Linked DNA regions of Homo sapiens: region 1 is linked to region 2. Evidence: read pairs that join two places in POLR2A ChIA-PET (ENCODE). Cell type or tissue: MCF 10A. All regions are shown on one strand. Region 1 overlaps NEDD4L (NEDD4 like E3 ubiquitin protein ligase). Region 2 overlaps NEDD4L (NEDD4 like E3 ubiquitin protein ligase).

The links. Peaks named below come from ENCODE experiments on the same cell type or tissue, not always from the same donor. Only the 100,000 strongest peaks of a DNase experiment are listed, where the experiment ranks them.
Region 1: POLR2A ChIA-PET joins it to region 2 with 118 read pairs; 5 of 35 experiments call an interaction of 5 or more read pairs at or near these places.

What each region holds. Positions count from the first base shown.
Region 1 is chr18:58,285,997-58,288,496 of GRCh38, reverse strand. All of the region lies in intron 5 of NEDD4L (NEDD4 like E3 ubiquitin protein ligase), which reads right to left. Among named protein-coding and RNA genes, the nearest start is that of MIR122HG, 160 kb to the left of the region's middle. In MCF 10A, no CTCF peak of the experiment used is centred here; no DNase peak of the experiment used is centred here.
Region 2 is chr18:58,223,074-58,225,573 of GRCh38, reverse strand. The region is part of intron 2 of NEDD4L (NEDD4 like E3 ubiquitin protein ligase); the gene reads right to left. Among named protein-coding and RNA genes, the nearest start is that of NEDD4L, 180 kb to the right of the region's middle. RefSeq lists enhancers at 325-424, 1,644-2,237. In MCF 10A, no CTCF peak of the experiment used is centred here; DNase peaks (open chromatin) are centred at 1,333 and 1,713.

The DNA.
Region 1 (2,500 bases), 63 kb before region 2:
ATTCCCCCATAAAACAATTACCAAATCATATTACAGCCTACCTTGCATCCTATGTAAAGTCTTACATAAACTGTCTGATACTTATATGTCCACAACTTATTCCTTTTAGAATTTTATTTTACAACAAGAAATTTTATAGTAGGTTTTCTTAAACTAAGAGACTACTCAGGGTTACTTATGCATGTTTCTAGGGCATGCATAAACAAAGACAGATTACATTTAAAAAGCAGGAAAAAAACAGAGAATCCGGCTTTCAGCAGATGTTTTCTCTCTCTTCACTTCATGTGGTCTGATGGATGTATTTTGTGCTCTCTTTTTTGTTTACACCTTGACATAAGAAGTAACATGAGCCTTCTCCACAGCCTGCTATCAAATTTTTCTGAAAGTTGGTAGAGGAATGGCAAGATTTCAGTAGGAACTACTGGGTGGGCAAATTAGTCAGGCATGAATTAGCAAAGTTCTACTGTAACTTGACTTTCAAGCTTGCTTCCTGTAACATTCAAGATCATGCTCAGCTGTATATGAATCTGAAGTATGAACTACACACGATTACATATGCATGACTGATTATCATTATTGCTGGTATCTTATTTTTTTCTTTAATGGTTGTGAGAGAATCTGCCCCACCCTCTGTTAGAAAAAGCAAATGGACTCTGCTCCTTGCTTATTCACTATTCCTCCAAGCAAAACACACAGGCTCGCGCACACGTGCAACTCACAAAAGGACAATGACCTGAATTAAAGCCACAACACAATGATTCCATTGTCTCTAAAGTTGAATGTCTTCTTCTTGAAAAAATACGATACATAAGGAAGCAAAGGGAAATATGCGTGATAAGACCTCTGTAAGACCGCATATTGCAGGAATATTTACACAGAAAAGGTTTTCAGATGGCCCAAGAACACAAAAGCAGTATGAACAAAAGTTTAGATTCTGTTCTATGAAGTCAGAACTTAACTACTTTAATTTGTCTAATTCCACGTTGCCCAGAGCTGTGGTGCCGAGGTGAACTCATGATCCTGAGGGAGGCTGGTCTCTAAGGCACCCATCATAATTCTACTCTGTGATCTCCATGGGCAGGGAGCCTATACTAGAAGACAAACGGTATGCTCCCTCTATCTTTCTTCTTGTGGATGTATCTTACATATACTTTTTAAACTACAATTATTGAACAACATGCTGTCCTCTATTCGTCTGTAAAGCAAGTATGCAGTTGTCTGACTTATTTGGCAGTAGGTAAACAGAAATGAATGAGCCTGGAATTTCGTGCTGGGTTGAGAGCTGCCTTTTTGATCATATGGACCTTTTAGCTCCTTAGCAGGATAAAGTTCAATGAGGACAAAGTTAAAGTTGAACAATGTCAAATTCTAACAGCCCAGAAAAAAACAAAAAAAAAAAAAAGAAAAAGAAGTGCTTTAAAACAGCTCTCCTAGTTTCTCAAGTATTATCAGCACTCTAAGCACACTAAATTCCTTTTGTATAAATGTTACCCTGCAGTTGTTCATTCTGGGCAAATAAAAAGTTATATAATTATGGTCAAAGAACAGTCAAATGTCCCCATATATCCTTGGCCTTCTGGGAAAATCTCTACTGGCAACCATAGATGACTCTCAAATCATGAAAATTTCCAAATGCAGTTTATGCACATAAGGAGCGCCTCCCGGGTCAGGATAATGTCATCTTCATCACTGTGGTCCCAACATCTAGCATAGCACTTACTGGTGTTTAATATTCAATTAAATTCAATTATCCACACCAACCTATCTCAATTAGCACTACTGTGTGCTATGGATCAGCTACCAGTTTGACATTTCAAGCTGCTGGGATTATCATGAACATGATGAAGCCCTCAGTCAGCTGAGACAGACTTACTCTTACACATTCTGAAACAGTTTTTTTACTGGTAAGGGCCATTTTATCAACATGATAAAGAGTGCAGACTAGATAAGTATAATATAATTTATTGTCTTCACAGGATGCCTTCATATTGAACACACCCATTAATACAGACGCTTATGACTAAATTAAATGCAGGGGAGCTACCAAAATTGAAAAGAACATGGCAGTTTCAATAAAGTATTTTAAAAACACTTTATATAAGACTCATCCTTCAGAATAGGACAACAAATTTTTTCCAATGTCCAGTTAGCATCTTAAATTGGCACCTTTATTGATACAATGATGACCTCACTGAAACCTTGAGGACTGGGGTGGCATCTACTTATATTCTATAGAACATAGTACTGCACTTCTACAGGCAAATATTCAAACATCAAATGTTTGCAGTGCTCATTCGACGTTTACATTAACACAAATAATTCATAGTTGGCTATGTTCAGGTTTTAATAAATGACATTTATATTCTTTACCACCCTAGACTTAAATATACCCATGGTGAGTGTCTGTCTATAAACACTGACACTGGGTAAGAACGTGCATCTACTTGCAAAATGCTCTAATATTCTGAAATGCATCTAAATAAGAACTTAAGGTATGACA
Region 2 (2,500 bases):
TTGGGAGCTTGCAAGCTGTATTTTACCTTGCCCACACTTCTCCCCTTTCTTAAAAAATAAGAAGCAAAGCCAAATATAGATGTGCGCAAGCATAACAAAAAGGAAATTTAATTGTGAAGCGGATAAAACCCAGCATCAGGCAGATGAAGCGGCTGGGGCTGCTCCCTGCCCAAGGCGGGACAGTGGGTTCCCCGCCCACATTGCTGAGCTGAATCTCACTGTTGAGTTTCTGGGGTTTTTTCCCTAACCTGGTTATTGCTAAACTGAGATGCTGGCTTTGTCATCAAAGCTTTCAGTTCTGTGTCATGCTCAAGATCAACTTTTAATGGCAATATCTCTAAAAAGGGATAAATGCATCATCTCTCCAGGGACCTGCAGTTCCACACGGGTGACAGGGCCCTGACTGTGTCTTGTCTTCTCATTCTCTTCCCCCCCAATACCCCTTTCTCTCTGACATTTGTACTCTTCAGCTTTCATAATATTTCAAGCTAAGTGACTTTTTTTTCCAGACACAGAGCATTCCTCTGCCATACACACAGAGAAACCACTCACCTGGAGTGGGTGGCCCCTATCAATAAACAAATAATTTAAAGAAAATAAATTTTTTTAAACCAAAATTAAGGGGCATTTTCCCAATCTGATCACCATCCTCATTCAGACCAATGCTTCAAGACTGTTAAAGTACATATTTAAATATAAATAAACAAATCAAGTGAAAACAAAAGTAACAGGAAAAGAACAATCTGACTTAAGGAAAAAATGTAGCTCAACAAAAACAGACAAGTGAAAGGGAGAAGGAGTGCCCCTCAATGTCTAGCACAAGAGACACTTAGGAAATATTTGGTAACTGACTAAAAGAATAAAGAGAAGACAACTTGTTTTCAAGTAATGAACAGGACAAGTGACTTAAATAGCCTTTTGAATGAGTTAAGCTAAATAGTTATACAAATATAATACCACACAGGACGGTGCCCAAAGAGAACAAATTCCTTTCAGATAGATCACTCACTGATTAACCTCAGGTACAGTTATGGCCCTGAAAACCTCAACAAAACAGGGCAAGAGAGAAAAAGTGGAGTATATCAAAATGCCTTAAAGCCTGCCACGCCATTTCCTCTAATGAAGTTAGAGACTTCCTTCCAGTGTCAAGCCTGTCAACTCAGCATGGCAGATCTCGGCCAAAATAAACTCCTGGACCCAGTTAATTGAGCTAAAAGGAGTCAAACCCCAGCACTGGCAAAGGCTCAAAGATCACACCCCCAGGACTCTCAATGGCTTCTGCCCAAGAATCTATGACCAAATGACCTCTGATAACGTGACAGGGTTTCCAGTCACTGACCTTAGTCAGAGGAGGCTGTTTATAATTGCATGTGATCCTCTTGCCTGCTGCAGGCCAGATGAGTAATCGTGAAGTGAACAAGACAGCTTACATCACTGAAAGCGGTGCGTTTTCCATGTATTCTACGGAACTCCACTGAGTCCACTGGACTCCCGGATCTCTATTTCCACTTAGTCTGAAGGGCAGGGGGCTCTTGGCAGGAAGCGCCCAAGTCCTCCCTGTGGCCCCTGTGGGAGGGAATCTGGGTACCGCCTGCCCACATCCCACTGCCCACCTGTGCTCCTGGGTACTGAGAAAACCTGGCCAGGCACAGAGGAAGCACAAATATTTACTGTAGACGAGGGTGTGTCGAGTGACCCTTGGGGAATTCTGGGCCACTGGGAACGCAGTCAAGATAGACTCAGAAAACAGCAGAGAACATGTGCTTCTGCCATTGCCCTGAAGGCCAACGGCCTCTGAAACCTCCGTGATTCAAGGTGAGCGAGTGGCAGGCTCACTTCAAGCCCACCTGTAGAAAGGAAAGCCCCGTCTATGTTACTAGCACACTACATCATATTTAACTCAAAGCACATAAGAAGGAAAAGATTTCCATCAAGGTGAAAGAAACGATATGAAAATGGCTTCACATGAAAACTGACTTGGTAAAACCCTAAGAAGTACAGGCTGAAAAAATAAACATTGCCTGGAATGAAACATAAAAATCCCAAACAACCCTCCCATCCCAACAGAACCGTCAAGACCACAAAAGCTCCTGTCCCATCACTTGCCTTAATAAGTACATAGAGCCCCCCACCATCACCACATCCACCAAACAAACCACTTTGGAATAAAACTTCTACACTCAAGTAGCAGAATTCATATAATTTCATACCTGCCTTCATTTTATATCTTTTCATTATATTCCACAGTGCCAAGAAAATGTCCCAAATGTGTCGTTTTAAATCAACATTTAGTTGCAATACAGGACTCCAGAAAACCTTCATTTAACTTAAAAAGGCAAATTTTCATAAAAACAATAGGAATGAAAAAGGTTAAGGCATAACATCTGTAACTAATACAGATGTTTACTTCCTCTTAACTAAATAAAAAGCATTTCTTCCTCTCTTCTTGACTTCCATCTTACTAGATTCCCACAAGAATTAAAGTTCACCTTGTATTCCT